2 separate regions of the Mus musculus genome follow, and region 2 is linked to region 1. A link is a contact called in ENCODE Hi-C or POLR2A ChIA-PET data. All regions are on one chromosome and are shown on one strand. The core of a region is the stretch at or near the end of the contact, and the rest is flanking DNA. Distances in the headings are between cores, read along the strand shown.

Region 1 (7,589 bases), core at 3,636-6,135:
TTAAGTGAAGTAGGACACAGAGGGGGTGAGCGGTGCTCCAGCCTCTGGAGGGTTCTCGGCCGGTACCCTTCATCTGGCTCCGCCTTCCTAGACTTCCTGTGGTAACCAGAGAGGCAGATGGCCGCTGGGTGGTCCTCTCCAGTAGAAAGTTGCTTTCTGATGACTGCTTTATTCTTTTTGTAACCATCATCCTTATATTTACAGCGTGGCCAGAATGCTAGTTCCCTACTTCCTGTTGTGTGTTGGAAGAAAACCACAAAACCGAACCAAACAGGATTGTGGTTTGGTAAGGAAATAAGTGTCCATTCTACAGCCACGTGACGGTCACAGTGAGAATGGCCCTTGAGCTCTGCGCCACCATCTGAGATCTAGAGAACCCAAATGACCTGGGGTGTGGCTGCAGGTCATCATTGGCCTGAGCTGGTTGGGCGCTGCCCATCTAAACAGCTCTCCTGCTCTTCAAAGCCTGCCCAGACAGCCTGTAAGATCATTCTGCAACCCAAACACTTCCTCTGCCTCTTTGCTTGAAACTGACCATAAAACAGGACTGAGCATTCTCACAAAGCCCCACTCTTTGTGAGCGTAGACAGCACCTGCCCTGTGTCACAGCCGGATGACCATGCATGTTACCCCTTATACTTAACATTCCTTTCTCTGACCCAGCTATCTCGCACGAAACTCTCAATTTCCTGTACCCACTCTAATTTATATAAATCCTACTAAGTGCCATTGGCAAAATCATCACACTAAGTGCTTTTTAAGTATATATATTTTGAAACAATGCCCCTTTCTTTGCGTTAAGTATAAAGAAATGTAATTATAATGCTTCAACGCATTCACCCTTGATCATTCTAGTGGTATAATTTCCTGCTCTTTTAATGGACAGAGCACTGAAAAAATAGTATTGGGAAGTATACGCCCTTCAATTTAATAAATGAAAAGGAGACAAAGACAGGACTTTCTGAGAAACCCTTCTGGAATGAAATGCATCTCCCCTTCCATTCCTGGACATACTGACGTTTTTTGTTTTATTTTGTTTTGTTTTGTTTTGTTTTTAGTGCTTGACAGTGTATTCCATAGCATAAGGTTCTATTTGCAAGGAGCCGGCATGACATTTAAGTGCAAGATAAAGAGGGCTAAGCAGAAGACACAATCGAGGGAGGCTGCTGGAGGGGCTGAGCTCCTTGCCTTGCTGTGGTGACAAGGGGGACTCGCCACAGTAGGAGCTCCGCGACAGCTCAGTCTAGGGGTTTGTAGCCACACTAATAGAGACAGAAATACCAGACGAGAATGTCTTGCGCCGAGGAAGTGGCATTCCACAAGGGATATTATTTTTTTCAGAGTGGATTAAACACATCTATCTTCCATAGAATATATAAGATGACTACACAGCAATTTTTCAATATATTAATTTCTTCTACTTTACAAAATGTGCCAGTAATGAATTATTTGCCCTTCAGTTACGAATCTCCACCTTGTCCTCCTATGTGGTACCTGAGCTGGACCCTGTGAACATTTGTTCCTGTTGCTGGTGTGATCGCAGGCTTTGTTACCACTGCATGGGAGGTCATGAGAGAGATTTAATCTCTGCTCCCTGCTGCCTCTTCCTTCTCTTTTAGCACTGCTGCCAACCGTGTGAAGGGGAGCTAGTCTAGCACATCTTTCTGACTCCTTAGCTGCTGGATTCTTGGATACCGGCTACATGTCACAGCCTGATGGGTACTGTTCTGTCTATAGCTTGAGACCACTGTACTCCAGTTAGGTGGCTTTGTGTTTAACTCCAACTGGGGCCTTACAGCAAACGTCAGCAGCACCCTAGCCGGTAGCTTGTGAGCCATCCCTGCTCATGCAACCCTAACAAACTCCTTTACCACCCATTCACTGCTACAGTCTCTTTAAGAGTCTCCGTCACAGCCTGGGTTCAGGCCCTCTCTGACATCTGCTCATCTTTGCATATTCTTCATTGATGCTAGAGTTTACAGCTGCTCTTTATATGTTACCCCTGGACTTCTCAGTCTCTTTTGTCCCATTTGGTAGTTAGTTACCTTTACTAGTTGATAATTCTTTATATACTAACATTTCTGACTCAACCTGAGCAATGCTGACTGGTATTTAGATGATCCCAGAGACCCTGAAAAAGAACTCGGGATTAGTTTGGCTATCAGCTTTGGCTAGAATGAAGAACCAGCTCCCTGCCGATGGGACATGAAATGCTTCAGAGTAGAATTAAATCCATCAAGTTATCAGCTGTGATGAACTGCAATCAAGTACCAGAGTCAAAAAAGCTTCTGCCCTTGATTATTATGACAGGAAACGTGGTTGGAATGAATCCTTTTGAGTGCAAAGAAGCATTTACCTAAGGAAAACAACTGGTGGGGCCCAGTGGTTAGAGCACTTATCACTCCTACAGAGGGTTTGTATTTGGTTTCTAGTACTCACATTGGGCTGCTCACTATGGCCTGTAATTCAACATGTTCCAGGGGGCACATAGTATCACCCAGAAGGAAGTAACTCATACGCCAAAACAAACACCAAAAAAACCCCAACCCCCAAAACAAACAAACACCACCACCACAAAACCCTCCAAACCCACAAACCCTGGCAGTATGCTTAGGAAGCAGCTGTGGTGTTAAAAAGAGACCGGTGGGGATGGACAGCAGATGAAGCTGCTTTCATGGCTAAGAACACATATCAGATTCCAGAGTTAAAGTAAAATGTGTTGCTCTAGAAACTAAAGTGTCTCAAACAGTTTGTATGGCTAGTTGACTGAAACTTGAGCTCAGTGTAGCCAACATATCATGAGATTGAGATGCCAGACTTCCCCTGGCATAATATTGAGGAGGAAATACACAGGCTTAGGGATATATGCCTGTTGAAGTGGTTAATCATGTATAAACTACATATGTATCTACCTCTTATGGTCAGTTTTATTAACTTGACATAATCTAGAATCCAAGGGAAGAGAGTCTCCATGAGGGATTGTCCACATCAGATTGGCCTATGGGCATGTCTGTAAATGATTGTGTTGATTACATTAATCAAGGTGGGAATATCTACCCACTGTGGGTGTCACCATTCCCTAAGCAAGACCGTGAACTGTGGAAGAGTGAAAAAGGGAGCAGAGCGCAAGCATGCATGCATTCATTGCTCTGTACCCGATTATGGTCATGATATGACCAACTCCATCAAATTCCTGACACTGTGACTTTTTCAGTTATGATGGACCATAACCTGGACTTGTGAGCTAGAAGGTTTCCCCAGGCTGATTGTGTCAGGGTATGTCATGACAGCAACAGGAAACCAGCCTATGTTACCACCTCAACTGCTATCTCAAAATTATACTCCTGAGAAGGATCAAAGGCACCTCCTACATGAAGACCCTGAAGAGCACATTTGTCACAGGGCACTGCATCTCTCAAATTTTCTTGTTATTCTCTTTTATAGACCAGATATGACCAGAGGATATGCCAACAAACACTCTAGCGGCTTCATTATTTCCTTAGTCATGACTGATTATATCAGGAACAGTGCAGGTTACCAAAGACATGGTTGGTATGTTTACCATCAAAGACGGCAAGGTTATACTAACCAAATGCTTTATAGCCCATAGCAATCTCCACTGGGAGTTAATTTATCCCAATTCCCCAGGAATAGTCAGTGTGGAACCTTTAGAAGGTGGTATTAGCTTCATAATAGAAAGAAAAAGACCCCTGAAATGTCTGATGGTCATTAAGTCACCTCTGTGGGGAATCAGTGTAATATTCATTTTCTAGGCATAGACCAACTGTAAGACCACAAACCCTTTGATGGAAAGGAATGCCAGACTTCTTTGAGGAGAAGTCCATGACATCACCCAGGGGTATGCCACAAATCCTCCACGTGTCACCAAATGCTGCCATTTATTAGACAGAAAGTACAAGATGGGGAACTACTCAGAATTTCAAGGATTACTAACCACTAGCCTTGAATTGCCTCCACATTCCCTACATCCCTACAACAGATTGAGGTAAAATAAAACATGAGCTCAAATTATAAGTGGTTCTGTGTGATACGTTAGTAGCAAATGGATGAGAGCGCTTAAGTGTTCTATCCCCACTAGGAATGACCCCAAACCCAAAGAATAGCATTTCAGGAAAATGCTCCCAGAGGGCAAAACTTTCGACAATTTATTTGGTGACTCACTTGGTTTGGAATGTGCAATGACCCAAACTATGAATCTATCCTAATAGCTGACTAGATACCCTTTGGCTGGATGATTAGGAATTCTGATATGTAAACACTGGAGACCAGGGACAAAGATGTGTGTAGACAGACCTTTCAACCTGGGCAGACCGTGCCCCACAGGAAACTCTGTAACGGGCGTCCACTGCAGAGGAGTGTTTAGGCATACAATACTGTTTCCTCTGTGGAAGCCACTTGAACTCTTTTCTAGCTATCCCAGGGCATGCTCATTGAGCCTGAGAACAAGGTGGCTATGATTGTAAGGCTGGGGACCATATGTAGGGCTAATAAACACAACTTCCCCTTAACAAGGCTGAACTGTCTGCTGGTTCTGGTAAGTATATATCAGATCTGCTAATAAGAGACTCTGAGCCCAACTGTCACCATTCCAAAGAGGACAGATTGAGGGCACTGGAGTTCGGGGAGGAATTCATCTTCCTCCATAAACACATCTCCTGGATAAGAATTTGCCATCCCCAGCTGCAATGCTGCTGACAGCTTCTTCATCCACTGCCTCACAGAAGGCCTTTTTCACCATGTTAGTATTCCACTGTCAGCTGCTGCTGAAGGAAACCACTCACAGTCCAGGAAGTGAAGCAATCGTCTCATAGCAGTGGTGGGATTAACTAAGCCAAACTCACCACACAGCCCTCCCCTTAAGCAGCAACTGACTAGCAGAAAAGCAGAGCAGCCCACTGGAGACTCAGTTACAGGAGCAGCTGAGGGACAACAGCTGCAACATTTACGGGATGAATTATATACCCTCAGCCCCAACCACTGTCTCCTCTACGCACATGGATCTGGACTGAAGGTGAGGGTGGTCCCTATCACTTCCACGTCTAATAATTATCTCAGTAACAATGGCCTCTGACATTCGGGGACTTTACATGGGGACAATGACATTCAGAGACTTTCGGTTCCAAGTATAGAATGTAAAAATGATCCTGCTAGGGGACATAATGATCCTACTGAATTAAAATATGAGAATGCCACTTGGCTATTTTAAAGTTCTTGTCTACTACTAAACTTACAAACAGTTAAAAAAAAAAGTTTCTCTCCTGACTGGAGACTGAATTACTGAGGGAGAACTGGGCTACTGCAAGGAAGTTACGTGATCAGCTTTTGTCTCTGGGACAGAATTCCTGAGAGAATTCCCCAAAAAGAAGGGTTTGCTTTGGCCCTTGGTTTTATAACTTTGATGCATGGGTGGTTGGCTCTGGTGTTTTGGTAACATCATAGCAAGAGCACGTGATGCCACAAAACCATTCACCTCATGGGTGCCAGGAAACAAGAAGGGAAAGAAAGGAAGGGGTAGGGTTCCAAGATCCCCCTCAGAGACATACCACCTGAGACCTAACTTCCGCCTGCTAGGTCTACTCTGAAAGTTCTCACCTGCTCCAGGCAGCAGCACGAGGTAGTGGCCAAGCCTTAGCTTGTAGCCTTTGGAGGACAAGCAAGACACAAACCAGAAAAGAATCCTATGTCTGAAATACAGGAAATTTTGCAGGAGTGTTGTAGGAGATCCATACCCAATAATAAATGTTAGTAAAACATACAAGGGTCCAAGTAAAACAGGAGTCATAGGGACTGAGAACCTTCAAGAATAACAGTTCAAGTCCCCTCACTGGGTGAAGTCCTCCAAGCCTGCTGAGGTTTAGGCTGAGGGAAAACAGAAATACGAAATGACTATTGAAAGAGGACGGTAGTAGCTTCCAGCATTTCACTTTGTTGTTCTTTGGATGTGTATGGTAAGGCCTTCTCAACCTTTCTTCCCCTTATGATGCCACACTTAAGCTGTTGGGTTTATAACTCAGGCTTTAGGTAATAATAGTCAGTGCACTGTAGTGGAATCTGAGCAGAAGTTAATGAAGCCTGCGGTGGATGAAGTCACTCTTAGGACTGTGCATCTCATTTTGGGGACTGATGGGAACTTCCCTTGTGCAAAGGACAGCTAGTCTCCATAGGTGAGAGCACAGACTTGTCTCCTAGTTATGTGGAAGTTCCAATGTATGTGCTGGGTGTGTGCAGAGGCTGAGTAGAGGAAGACACCACATTGCATTCAACATCTCTTGCCCTGTTTTATAATAGCTTTATGGGTAATTTTCTTTCTGGCAAATGGCACCATGTTAGCCTATGTCAATAAATGGTGCTGAAGACACCGCAAGGCACAAGCAAAGGATGAAATACTTCTTGTGTGGTAGTTTTCCCTCCAGTAGCCAACAACAGATGTAGAAGGAAACACCCCATGTGCCAGGCAGCTGAAAACTTCAGTGTGATACACAGCAAAGCCTCCTGCCACCCAGTGAGCTGTACCTCATCCCACCAGATAAAACCCAGATTTCAGGGGCAGAAGAGGGAACATGATATGACACATACCTCCTCTTCCTCCTCTTCTTCCTCCTCCTCCTCCTCTTCCTCCTCCTCCTCCTCCTCTTCCTCCTCTTCCTCCTCCTCCTTCTCCTCCTCCTCCTCCTCCTCTTCCTTCTCTGAACTGCCCTCTCTTTTTGCTAGTCCCATAATCTCCAGTCTACTGGGGGTTGGTCTTGGGTACTGTAGATCCAGATGCTGTATTTTGTGCCCAGACATCTAGTTACAGAGGATGGCGTGGTCAAGCATCTCTTGTCACAATGTTATGTAAAAAGCTGTTTTCCATCATCTCTGGTTGGTTAATAAAGAGTTGATTAGCCTATGACTGGGCAGGAAAGGACAGTAGAGGCGGAACATCGGATCCAAGAGAAGATGGGTGTGTAGAGACCATGTGGCGAGACCAGGAGGACTTGTCATGAGAGGGCAGCCATGAGGACACACATGCAGCAAGGAGAGCCAAAGCAAGACTCAGATGGGAGTAATGGGGCATTTATCTGGGTATTAACAGCCTCCGTGGTTAGAATAGCTCAGAACCTTCCCACCAGAGTGCCAGCAGCTTGTTAATTAAACTACCAGGTCTCTGTGTCTTTTACTTGGAGCTATACGGGCTACAGTGGGCATAGAAACATTTTGCAGATAAATGGAGCTGGGGTGGGGGAAGGCGTAACTACCGCCCCCCCCCCCCCAGTATTACTATAGCAGTCTTTTAGCAGTTAACTATTTACTGTTTCCTAATTGGGACTCTGATACTACTTCTGTACTGAAGGGCCTACTGTATCACGGTATTAGTCATTGGACAGACTATACAAGTGAGACAGTAGATGCCCAAACCGTAATTACAGCTTTTTAGGACTATTAATTTTAAAATATTTTAAGTAAAGAACAGGAGAGGATATAATTCCTTGACTAAAAGGTGAGAAAAATCAAGTTGAATGTGCTACGATGATGTAAATACAAAAATGATGGTGAACTGGCTGGAGAGATGGCTCAACGGTTAAGAG
Region 2 (7,589 bases), core at 2,801-5,300, 51 kb before region 1:
TAATTTTTCCTTCTGTAGCACGGAGCATTGAACCTGGGGCCTTGTGTATGCCAGGCAGGTGGTTGCTGTGCAGCTAAACCTGAACATAAAAGGCCTTAGACTGTAAAAAAAACCCCTGTTTGCAGAATGTTCAGATGAGTGTATGGCGACTACACTGTAAGGACATGCAACACAGCCTGGGAAGCTAGTCTCCTGTGGGGCTATTGTTTTGTTTTTCCCCTTCCTATCTGTGAGAAGTGTTTCCTTGTTCTCCATATTAATGAAGTTTCCATTCTTACAAACATTCAGAATTAAGAGGAATTAGATATTTAATGCTGTTGCTACTGTTACCATCTAGCCCCTTTAAGACCCTAGACTTTAGCTAAAAATATACAATCCATTTTTGAAATTGTTTCCAATCGCCATCAGGATTCACTCGTCCATAAGAGGTGCCACGGTTTAGGGAGCACTGGCCCAGTGGAAAAGCCCCACATATAAGGACGCCAGCCCGGGTGTGGACTGAAGAGGGAGAGGGGTGCACTTGACGTGTGGTCCTTTCCAGCCACCTCCCCCTACCTCAGGAAAAGGGGGGGGGTGAGCTGTTTCTTACAGCAGTAGTGTCCTTTTGCGAGGTAATGTGTAAAGCAGAGGTGGTGTACACAGCACAGAGGGCAATGAGACCCAGAGACTCAGAATTGCCCATGATGCTCTGGTCTTTAAAGGGATATTCAACACTTCAGGGGGAGAACCATCTTCAAACAAGGAGCCACAAAGGATTCCTTCCAGCAGCAGGAAATGCCCTACCAGAGGCTACTTCCTCCCAAATGATCCTTAGCTGGCTCCTCCCTCGACTCTAGGCTTGCTTCTGCCTGCTGGCATCCACCTGCTTTAACCCCTTAACTTCACCACTTGTTTTCGAAGCATTTACAGCAGACCTGGGCAAGGCTATCTGGTCTAACAACATGTTCTTTTGTAGTTTCGGAAATGTACAAGTTTAGCTCGCTTGGCAGCTCCTGTCTGTCACACGCCATGTGGGCATCTATTATAAGCAAGCATATTCCAAGAGATTTTCGCAATATCAGTGAACTGCACAGCGGCTCTACAGTGGTGCTTCCACCCAGCTCGACAGCGTGCCCGGCAGGCCTCGCGCTGGTCAGGCTCTGCATTATTTGTTTCTCGGAAGCAGTGATGGTTCTTCTTGTTGTAGGACAGATTAGCTCGGGGTCATAAGTGATCAAAGCATACATTGTGACAGCTGGAAAGCCCCTCCCTAATGCTTCCACTGTGGATGACCCAACTGTCTCAGGCACAAGGAAGCTAAACTGTGGCCATTTTCTTCTCTAAGCTGTTGTCCCTTCCTATGTCCTTTGGTAAGCAGGAAATGAGAAACGTACTCACCACACCATAGGAATACGTGTCACAGGTTTCAGACACAGGGAGACTCTGGATAACTTCTGGAGCCATCCATGGGAAAGTTCCAACCAAGGACATGTGTGTTGTGTGGTTATGGAACCGCGAGGCACCGAAGTCACAGATCTGAGGACAGAGGAACCAATGTCAACTTTCTACCCAGTGCTGACGGGAGACTGTTAGTCACAAAGCCATCATCAGAAATGGACAACTCTCTTCAAATGATAAGAAACAGTCCTACCTTCAGCACTCCGTCAGCAGCGATAACAACTGGAAGAAAATGGAGAGAAAGTATGATAATCATTTCTGTTTGAATCACCTTAGCACCAAAGAAAAGTATGGCGTCATGTTTCTAACGTTGAAACCACTACATTTCTAACTTCACGATATAAGCTGGGCGTGGTGGTGTGTACCCAGAATCCCAGGCTGAGGCAGGAGGACTACCACGAGTTTGAGGTGAGCCTAGGCTGCACAGCAGGAACTAAACCTGCCAGGGATACATAAGAAGACCCTGTTCCAAATGCGCGCATTTGTATAAAACAGGTACAGTACCTCATGGAGTTAAGCTTTTAAAAAAAATGCTATCTGCCTAATAGGAAGGAACTCACCAATTCTCTAGATATCTTCATTTTATGTTTTATGATATAAAATCCTGTCTTTGTCTCTGTCTCTGTGTGTGTGTGTCTTTCTCTAAGTCTGTCTGTCTGTCTGTCTGTCTCTGTATGAGTGTGTGTGTATGTGTGTGTGTTCTTCACAGTTGAAGATTCATTTTCTGAAAGGTGAAAACAACACTTATGCATCCATGTGCTTGACAACAGTGTTGAGTACCCACTGGGGTCAAAGGTCACTGCGGCCTCTCCTCTCCTCTTCTCTCCTCTCCTCTCTTCTCCTCTCCTCTCCTCTCCCGAAGTCTTCAGTGCATCAGAGAGACCATTAAACATCCACAATGAAGTGGGGGTAAGTTGTATGATGAGAGAAAGAGTTAATAAAGAACCAACCAAGAGGACCACCTAAGCCTGGGGAGGTTGGATGAGGTCTCTGGCGGGGATGGATGCTTATACTAAGACTTGATGACAGGAAGAGGGGAGCCTGGGAGGGCGAGGAGTTTCATCCACGAAACATTCAGGTGCAGGGTAAAGGTGCAGGCATTCTAGAAGACAGAAGCCAATCCAAGAAGAGGTCTTGTGGGGGATGGAAGGCCACAAAGAATGTGACATGGAAGATGGGCAGGAGGGAGACTTCAGGGGGCTGACGGCCTGCATAACAGCACAGAACAAGAGGCAAGGAGCGGGCTGTGCATGTGGGTGGCTGTGGTCTGAGAGAGACATGGAGTGGGATGGTCAGAGGGAAGGCCAAGGACAGAAGCCTAGGGAGGGTGTCCGGGACTTGTGTAGTAAGCCACTCTGTGCCTTGAGCATGGTGGATGATCAGTACAGCAGATGTTACTAGTGGGTTCGGTAACTGGAGAAAATATCCTGTGTGATCTAATACATATAAATAGTCTCAAAGTAAATGTGGGCTGGCAAGAAATGAGCTACATGCTTGTGGCAAACAAAAATGCAAATAAATACTACTGTTGTATTCAGTTGGTCTTAGATTATCTCCCTGTTCCTTTTTCCTGACATAATATTAGCAAGTGCTTATTAAAAAAAAAAACAATAAAAAACTTAATATGGGGGCTGGAGAGATGGTTCGGTGGGTTTAGAAGCACTTGTCATGAGAGCCTGGTGACGGGAGACAGATCCAGAGACCCATATAAAGGTGGGAAGAGACAACCAACCCCACAGTGTGGCTCTCTGACTTCCAAGAGCATATCATAGCACATGTATGCCCACAAACACACCACACACACACACACACACACACACACACACACACACAGACACACACACAATACGGGTTTATTGTTATTACATTTTATTTATTCATTTTGTGTGTGTACACAGTGTTGAGGCATACAGGCCATGGTATACACATGGAGATCATGAACAACTTGTGGGAGTTGGTTCTCTCTTTCTGTCATGTGGTTTTTGGGGATTAAGCTCAAGTTGTCAGGCTTAGTGGCAAGTGCCTTTACCCACTGAGCCATCTTGCCAGCCCAGAACTAAAGTTTTCAAAAATATTACAGAAGACAAAATCTCACTCCACTTCCCAGTAAAAACAAATTGCCAAAGTTAGGCTGGTATTCTTTTGATATTAATGTATATTCTTTCCTTTTAACTACATAAGTTGTAGTTTTTTTAAAATGAGAAATTCTCCATTGTTAAATATCATTTTCATGCTAACTACATAGGTTTTAAAACATCAGATAACTTGTTTATATCAAAACTAATAGCACAAACTGAAATTGTAGTCACATAACTCTGTCACTTCATCCCGGAGGGGATTAGATTATTTTCTAATGACTTCCTGTTAGCCTGCTCTATATCACAAGATTCTGTCTCAGAAGAGCCAAAAAGAGTAGGAGAGGGTGGGACAGTTTGCTGAGCCAGCTGACTGGGTTAAGGAGAGGCCAGGGTGGACTCTCAGGAGAGCAGCTGCCTACAACTTCCTGTCTTTCCTGCTCTCCACCTGTCAGACCAAGGCCTGCAGGTCCTGGGTGTGAGCAGAGCACCTGGGGCCTGCCCAGGCTCCTCCTGCCCACCCGCAGTCACCACCCATTCCAAGGATCACACTGTTGGCAAATTCAAGTTCTAGCTTCTGTGGTCTTAAGAGTTCTAAAAATAAACGCTTTCCTTCTCCCTGCCGAGAGCCGCTAAAAATGTAGAAATAACTGATAGCAAGGACTGTTTCCTGCCTTGAGCGGCAAACTCCGGTGTTTACTTAGCTAGGTCCACCAAAGCTAACTAATCCTAGTGCCTTTCTGACAACTCTGACGTGACATAATGGAAGAAGGTAGTGTCGAACCCGGCATGCTATTTTAAAACGCTCATTTTCCAAATGATAAATATAGGCTTATAAAGTTTAGGAATGTACAAAAGAGGAGAAAGGAAAAAAGAAAGCCGAATGCCCTTATGTTCTGAATGCCCAAGCATGCTGGTCATTTTTGGGCACTATTCCAGGTACTATAGGTATGCATGACCAAAAGATGTATACCATGTAATTCGGAAATAAAATTCAAAATTGCTGGCAGAAAGCAGCATCTAAAAATAGGAGACTTAAAAATACATGACCATACACTTTGACCTGGCTATGCCAATTTTAGAAAAGATCTCTAAGGAAATAATTAGAGATGTGTTGAGAGACTTGGCCAGAAGGCATTTAACTAAACATTTCTTATTTTAGAAAAAAAAAAAAAATTAACCAATCCAGTTGTCTCCATCCTGGGTTAGACTCACACAGTAGAACACTATGCAGCTCCCTCAAATGACAGACAGATTTTGATATTTATAGACAGTGAAAATGTTTTCATGGTGGTGCGTGAACCTAGCGATGAGTCACACAAACAGAGGAAAGCGCTGTGCTGGCTTTATCCGCAGGTCCGTGCGGACTGCGGTGAGACAGTGAGACTGAAAGGTGTGCTAACTCACCGTTTCTTGACTTGAGGTCTCTGTGGATCACCTTGACAGGAGCTTCCATGTGTAAGTAATGCATCCCTTTTGTAAGGAGGGAGAGAGCGTTAGTGGTTAGTGGTACGGCATCAGTAAGACCACTCAGAAATCCATACCAGGAAAACAAATCTGTATGTTCTGCTCTTCCATGCGTGATAAAAGAAAAATCGCATATGTCTACATTAGTAACAATATCTTTAGCTAAGCTGATACAGGACCTCACTTCTTACAGTAGCTAACAAGGACACCGTGATTTTCTCAAACTCATGCACAGAGCACAGATTGACCATAATGGCCCCTGAGCATCCACTACCAAGTGCATGTGCTGTCCGCCCAGGCTTAGGCTCTGTGGTGCTCAACTTGGATATCTGTGGCCACTGAGCTAGCTGCAGCACTGTCACTTTTCCGCCGGGCCTGGGAGAGGACAGAACTGTGTGGTGTGCAGCTGGTCCACTGATGAGCAAAGGCATTGCGATCCTCTAATAGATGTGCAATACTTACAAAACATTTTTTCTTCTCAGAAGAATAAAATGCCAAATTTACTCTGATAAATGTATGATATGAGTTAATGTACTCTATCTACTGGGTGCATCAGATGTAGATAATTCTATTGATTTGAATGAGAAACTATACTTTAAGATATATTTCATGGTTACTCCTTAAAAGTGTTCAGTCTTTTCTGTTCCAGGCAAAGACAGAATATAGGAAAAACATATTTCTACGCAGTACTTCCTTTCATCTCATGTCCTCTTTCTCAAACAGTGGAGGGAACAGTCCTTCCTCACACCAAAGCCAACAGGATCCCCATTGTTTTTTATGAGATGCCCACCAAAGTAATTTAGTAAGTGTCCTTGGTTTCTCTTTAAGTACATAGAACACTACAATTTTATGAGGAGAATTTATTAATAGCAACTCTCCCTCAACTACTCTGGTTATTATATATTGAGGAATCAAAAGAACAAAGAAAATAACAAAAAGGTTTTAACTCTTGTTACTTAATGATATCACTGAAGAGAGTCAAGTTAACAGAAGTAGTAGCAACTTAAATGACCTTAAGTGATGTAACTGGGATAAAGGGTCTCATTTAATAGCAAGTTCTCCATATTCAAGCTGTGCAGCTCAATGGCTGCTGCTTACATGGTACTTAGTAGTCTACGTGACTGAATTTCATAGTTATGTCTTCCTTGCTTTAAACTCAAATTTCCAAATAATTTTCAGGTATGGTCTATTTGACTATGACTTGAAGCAAGACTAGATGGTTTTTGTACTTGCTGACAAAGATTTCAAAAGGGAATATTCGACGATAAAACCTTACAATGTAGACACTGCCTGACTCTGAGTCAAATTATCAGAAGCAAAAGTACTATAAATTAATGGTGCGCGGTGAGTTGTACCCAGCTCTGAAAACTTGATGTGCATCTACGTGCTGTAATCACAAAATTCCATTCAATCTGTTTTTTATGGAGTCTTCTGCTTTGTTTTTATTTCAAACCACCGAGAAGAATTGAAAAATGCTCTCTCCTGCTTCAAGTATTTGTGAATTATTAATATCTGACCAGTCCCACTGTGGAGGTTTGGGAGAGCTTTGGACTGAGGTGGGACTCAAGCTGGCCTGCTTTAATTGTCTGCTGTATACAATTGCAGAAGTTCTTGCTTCCCTCCTCCCCCTCCTCATCAGGAAGAGGATCCTTGCAGCTTTGAGGGCAGCTCTCAACAGCAAAGACGTTGAGCAATACCTATTTCCAAACGCATGAGTCAAATCTCAGAATGAATTATTCATTCTCTAATGTCTCAACATATTATTGCTTCAGTGACTTCAATCACGGTCAAACCAGAAGCGTACAGGCTGGATTTGAAGGAGAAACAAGAGTCAAGTTTTCCTATTTAATGTTTATATGTCACTGGAGGGGAAAGGGTTGAAATCAGTCGTAAAGTCTTGATTCCTTTTTCCTTTTGCAGACCATCTGAGATAATTCCCACATATTACATATCACTTAGGAATATGAGCAAAAGGGCCCATTTTCTGAGGGCGAACACATAAGAATTTGTCGTAGGGAATTAGTTCTCTAATCAGGCAAGAGGGATCTCATTAGCTTTGTGGACTTTTGCTCTTCCAACCTTCCTTCTCCGGCAACTCTGCTTCCAATCTGCTACTCAAATCTGTTCCTTCTCCTCCCCACTCTTCTTTAGCAGAGAGGCAGCTCTCTTGGGAGAGTGACAGCGTTACTCTGGAGCCAAGAGGTTTGGCTCTCAGATAGGACCATGTGACAGTCGACAGAGTGGGTGCTGCAGCTAGAACAGGAACACTAAGGAATCGAGAGCACAGCTGGAAGCTGTCACTTGATTTGTTTGCTATCTATCCACCCTAAGTACCATTAAGTAATAACAGGAGTGTAATTAGCTGAGCACCCAAGACGTACGTCAGTAAAGAGCTGTGAGGGCTGTTTCCATCTGTGTAGGTGCGTTTCCACAATGCTCAGGCAACTGCCAGTGTCAGCATGTCTCTTTGCCTACTCACAGGTGCTCCATGTGGGCTATGGACACTCACAGGTGCTCCCTGTGTGCTATGGGCACTCACAGGTGCTCCCTGTGTCCTATGGTCCTGCAGAGACGTGACAGTGATATTACATGAAAGCATCTTAAGAACAT

The links. A loop is a pair of places that touch in the nucleus more often than their neighbours do. ChIA-PET counts read pairs that join two places held with the same protein, here RNA polymerase II (POLR2A).
Region 2: POLR2A ChIA-PET joins it to region 1 with 33 read pairs in Patski. The contact joins two enhancer-like sites. A Hi-C loop is called at or near these places in 4 of 37 maps with a recorded cell type or tissue (T-helper 1 cell, T-helper 17 cell and gastrocnemius). POLR2A ChIA-PET finds 5 or more read pairs at or near these places in 1 of 5 experiments (Patski).

What each region holds. Positions count from the first base shown.
Region 1 is chr2:72,315,892-72,323,480 of GRCm38, reverse strand. The region is part of intron 2 of Map3k20 (mitogen-activated protein kinase kinase kinase 20); the gene reads right to left. Among named protein-coding and RNA genes, the nearest start is that of Gm52556, 32 kb to the left of the region's middle. Within about 2 kb of position 4,885, at least 1 of the 3 ENCODE cell types and tissues checked has a DNase peak (open chromatin) inside an H3K27ac peak, as active enhancers do.
Region 2 is chr2:72,365,797-72,373,385 of GRCm38, reverse strand. Map3k20 (mitogen-activated protein kinase kinase kinase 20) reads right to left here. Exons shown (of 20, transcript NM_023057.5): 5 at 4,920-4,985; 6 at 1,631-1,659; 7 at 1,378-1,515. Among named protein-coding and RNA genes, the nearest start is that of Gm52556, 18 kb to the right of the region's middle. Within about 2 kb of position 4,050, at least 1 of the 3 ENCODE cell types and tissues checked has a DNase peak (open chromatin) inside an H3K27ac peak, as active enhancers do.